Regions from separate parts of the Homo sapiens genome. Here region 2 is linked to region 1. The links are chromatin loops, found by intact Hi-C in ENCODE. Cell type or tissue: thyroid gland. All regions are shown on one strand.

What was found. Peaks named below come from ENCODE experiments on the same cell type or tissue, not always from the same donor. Only the 100,000 strongest peaks of a DNase experiment are listed, where the experiment ranks them.
Region 2: a loop joins it to region 1, with 2.2 times the contacts of the local background. A loop is called at or near these places in 16 of 110 quality-filtered maps.

The regions. Positions count from the first base shown.
Region 1 is chr6:25,489,136-25,491,635 of GRCh38, forward strand. All of the region lies in intron 13 of CARMIL1 (capping protein regulator and myosin 1 linker 1), which reads left to right. Among named protein-coding and RNA genes, the nearest start is that of SCGN, 160 kb to the right of the region's middle. In thyroid gland, a CTCF peak has its summit at 1,135 (motif pointing left); a DNase peak (open chromatin) is centred at 1,106; H3K27ac peaks cover 599 bases.
Region 2 is chr6:25,601,193-25,603,692 of GRCh38, forward strand. All of the region lies in intron 33 of CARMIL1 (capping protein regulator and myosin 1 linker 1), which reads left to right. Among named protein-coding and RNA genes, the nearest start is that of SCGN, 50 kb to the right of the region's middle. In thyroid gland, a CTCF peak has its summit at 1,381 (motif pointing left); no DNase peak of the experiment used is centred here.

The DNA.
Region 1 (2,500 bases):
GCCTGGGCGACAGTGTGAGTCTCCGTATCAAACAATAACAACAACAACAACAACAAAAACCCATTAGCTTACAGGTTAAAATTGCCTGGTAAGGAAGATTGGGCACATTAACTGAACTTTCTCATTATTATTATTGTTACTGGGAAGACTGATGGTTATAGGTTACAATTGAAAGGGAGTATTGGGATAAACCTGAGCACTCGTCTATTCCGTGAATAAAATAGGGAGAAGAGTGGTCAACATATAACCTGGGGCCATTTCTTCGGAGTTTGAATATGAAGGCAAAAACTACTCTCTCAATTATAATAAAATTTTTAATGTAACTGAATCAATAATGTAATATTTGGCAGATCTTTGACACAGTGGATTAGGTATTATCTCATTTCCATATGTGGCAAATGATCCCCTCTAGTCACCAAGATAGAATTGTTTCTTTAACAACATGGCCTACACCCAGCGGCCATCTTTGAATGGCCTTAATTTGCATTCCACTGCTTTGCCACAGGGCTGAAAAACACTGTGAAATTTATTCTTATTTCTCTTGTTTTGGTTTACCTGTAAGGCAGGAAGTACAAATGAAGGCCTTTTTGTATTTTTTTTTCCTTTTCCTCTCCCTTGAACTTAAAATTATTTAAATAATACTTGATTCCTGGTGTGCCACGATTTTTCAATCCATTTTCCAGTTTCAGTTGTTACCTTCACTGACAGTTCATAAATCTGCTCCCCCCCAAAATAAAACAAGGCCAATGTGACACCACCAAAATAATACTGTGGCAAAGTAGAAGAATAGAGGGAAGGATAAAAGGAAAGGCTAAAGATTAATAAGATTCAGCTAAAATAGGAACATTAATAGTCACCTAAAACAACAAAATAGCTCAAGATTTCTTTTTCTGGCCAGGGTGGGTCCTGTTGTAGCTTGCTTCTGGGGAGTGGAACGATGAGACCTGAGTGAGAGTGGGCTGGAGGGGAGAGTGGGCGGGGAAGGCAAAAGTTCCAGGAGCCTGGCGGCAGGTGCAGGAGTTTACCTGACCCTGTGCCCTCAGGGAAAGCAGCCTAGCAGGGCCTGGCCTCTTTGGAGAAGTGTGGCCAAATAGTCTTGTCACCATTTCATGGTGATAAGAGCTCCCCCAGCTGGTAGCTGGGAGCAAAGCCACAGTAAACTTAAAAGTCTCTTGAGACAATTTTTGCCAGGCAAACAGAGAGAGAGAGGCAGAGGATCTTCATGTGAGAGCAAAATGACTTTTCTGAATCAGAACTTTTCATAACAACATCCATTCTATGGCTGGGTGTAGTGGCTCACACTTAGAATTCCAGCACTTTTGGAGGCTAAGGCAGGTGGATCTCTGGGGTCCAGGGGTTTGTGACCAGCCTGGACAATATGTTGAAACCCTGTCTCTACAAAAAATACAAAAATTAGCTGGGCGTGGTGTCACATGCCTGTAGTCCCAGCCACTCAGGAGGTTGAAGCGGGAGGATGGCTTGATGCCGGGAAGTGGAGGTGGCGGTGAGCCGAGATCATACCACTGCACTCCAGCTTGGGCGATAGAGCCAGACCCTGTCTTAAAATAAATAAATAAATAAATAAATAAATAAATAAATAAATAAATAAATAAATAAAAAAAAATAAATGTCATTCTGTGTGTATGGTTATTTTAAAGTGTTAAGTGTTTACAGGCTATTTTTTTGCTCTTCTGAATTCCTTGATAGGATTCTTCTGAAGCACCATATAGCCAAACTGCTACACATAGTAAATGTTTGCAAGGACGTACTCAGTATAAGCTTGTTTGTTTTTGCAAGTATCCAGTGGCATCCAGTGAAGCAGAGGAGAATTTAAGCTATTTGCCTGGTGGCAGGGAGCTTGGACTCAGCTTGTTATGGGTGGGCTCTGGCAGTTGCTACACATACAGGGTAATTCCAGAACAACATTGCTGTTGATGTTCAGTATCTCAGTTGAACTGATCTGTTGATCAGTCTCATTATTTTGATGGCCTTGAATGAGAGGACTGGGGAAGTTTAAGCATTGTGACCCCCTGAAACCAGAAGTGTCTTAGCTATTAGTGAAATTTTTAAAAAAGCACTCATATTGCTGCCAAGCCATTCTTGTTAGCTTTGAGAAGTAACTAAGGGTAGAAAAATCATTATGTCGGACAGAAGAGAGGATAGCCTGAGACCATCCTGTGGTTCAGATTCAGATTCGTAGTTCTGCAAACACTTTCAAAAGTGATTAGCATTTTGATAGAGTGATTGCAGTTCAGGTGGTATTTTAATCTCAGGGGTTAAAATGAATTAGCACGGTTCCAAAATTGTATAATAAAAATTAAGCTATCCAGGAAAACTAAGTCATGCATAACAAAATGGGGGTTTGGTTTTCAATATTCCATTTGGCCTTTTTTTAACTCAAACATAATTTTAACTATTCTTGGGATTTTCACTGTCAGGGAACCTAAAGGAATGACAGAAAATTCTGATAATCCCCTTGGGAAGAGCAGAGAATGATCTG
Region 2 (2,500 bases), 110 kb after region 1:
AAACCATAACTTATTGCTAAAGAACCTGGAGCACAGACCCTAAAGAAATGGCCATGTTCTCACTTTGGCCTGAGGGTCACAGTCTTGTGGAGTGCCGGCATTCTAACATAGGCTTTGAAGACTCCGGTCTTTCCCCACCTGCCCAGGGGCCTCCTGTGCATGTTGTGGAAGCATGTCAGAGATGTTCCGGGGCCAGGTGAAATGCTCACATCTGGGGGAAAAGACAGTCGGCTGAATCCAGATGGAAGACTGAGGGTAATATTGAAGATAGGTGAACTAACAGAGGGAAATAAAAACACTGAAACTAGATTATATATAAAAATGGGAACTATTTTCTAACTTATTCCCTTTTCAAACCTAAAAATTATTCTCTTTTTAAACCTAAGAATGCCTTGCTATATTCCAGATTTAAAAGACAAAGACAAAAGAAAAAACACTCAAGGTATTCTATTAGAATTAACTGAATATTTGACCATTGATATATATCATCTGTTGCTACAGAGAATAACTTCATAGTTTAAAATTTGCTGAGTTCCCCCCAAATCTGACTTAAAACATTATTTATTCTTCAAATCTCCTTTTAAAGTATAAGGAGTCTTTTTCACTTTTCTTTTTACCCCTGTTTTCTCTTGTCACTCACTACATGAAGGATTGTATCTGTGTGATAAGATGAACATACCTATGTTTAAGTCAGGTTGTGGTTTCTGTGCATTATCTTGAGCTCCATTATTTTTACACAACTGGTTCTCCAAGAAAGGAAATCACATGTCTATTTTATTTGAAGTATCACAATAAAACAGTTCATCCCGGTGAGCCCTTGACTTTCAGAAAGTAAACAATTAACTACATGGCAGGTGTAGGGAGCTCTTTTATATGGCTTCTAAACAACCAATGTTTAAAAATTAAACTCCACTTCCCACCTGATCTTACAACTATTTACCAAAGTTCTCCCACCAACATCAACATTATTTAGCAATTCTTTAATTGCAGAACCCTCCTAATTCACTGAGCAACCCTTAGAGTTGGGAGAGACCACAGAACTATATCCTGCTCACTCAACAAAGGAGGCATGGTGTGGCCCTCACTGGTCAGAATTCTGGATAATACTACAACCATGTCATTAGTGAGTCAGATGCCCAAGGAAATGTTAAAATTTTAATCCATGTTGTGAATTTCTTTATAACAATGAATGTGCGGTTTTGATTAATATGCTGTTTATGTTTTTCATGATTAACAGTTTCTTTTTGGTGTAAAGATGACATTTACTAGAGTGTTTTATTCATGTACTTTGGATTTGATATATAAATCGACTTAAAGTGACAAAACCCTTATGGTTTTATATTTGTTTAGGGCTTACACAGTATTAATGATCTGTTAGCGCCATCTAGTGTCACTTTAAAACAACCATTGTTAAAAATTCTTGCTATTTAAAATTCAGACCAGTCATGGGTCTTCTGTCAAAATCATTAAATAATGAAGTTTTTCAAAAATTAGCTTTAGAACATTTTTTTTCTAAAGTACCATGACTGTATTCTTTCTAAAGGTAGCAACAATAGCATCAATGATCAATATACTGTTGATAAAATATATGATGTCTTCACCCTCCTATAAGTAATTCTCTTTGCGTTGCTGGCATTTGAGATATATACATATAAATATGTTTAAAGAAAAAGAACTGTAAGTATGAAGATATGACACTTTTCATTTATTGACAAAAGAGAGAAATAAGCAGTGAATACTTAGAGTTCATATATTTTCCTCTGGGGCCTCCAAGTCATCTGTCCACACACAAAGGCAATGGGCATTGTATTATTTTATCCTTATTCCCCACAGTCACTTTGGGATTTATAAATAACTTTAAAAATCTGGGAGGGAAAAGAGAACAACTCCCAGGATTGCTTTAGAGATGCAGGCAAATGGGGTGCCCCGGGTACAGAATTTAAGGAGGTCCTCACTTTCAGGTGCCTGCCATGCACTTGGAGGAACCTGAAAGGGAAGGATGTGAAAGGGGACTTCATGGATGGTCCCCAGCCCTGTCCTGCAGACACTTGTCCTGGGCACAGAGGGCTGGCATGGGACTTCCTTTTTAGGGGATCACTTTTCCATAGTGATGCCGAATAGTGTGCTTGTGTTAGCTGCAGTGCTTGTATACACATTTCCTCCTGGAGATCTGTTCAGCACCTTGCATTCATGACAGTGGAGCTTTTGTCATCTTCCTGAGAAATTCCTCAGCCTTCCTGCCACTTGGGTGCTTCCTTCTGATAGAGCCAGCACTCCTGGGGAGTGTGTGACTGGGGTAGATTGATGAATTCAGGGAATGAGGCTTATCTCACCTGCATTTCAAATAATACTTCCTGTATCATCAAACACAGTTTAAAGTTAGGAATTGGCTGCAGAGCTTTTTAGGTTTGTCAGAAGCATGGGATGAGCAGGAACCAGCAGTCTGAAGGTCAGACTGCCTTGGGAATCATCATGCCTGCTGGTCTACTGGTCCACAGTG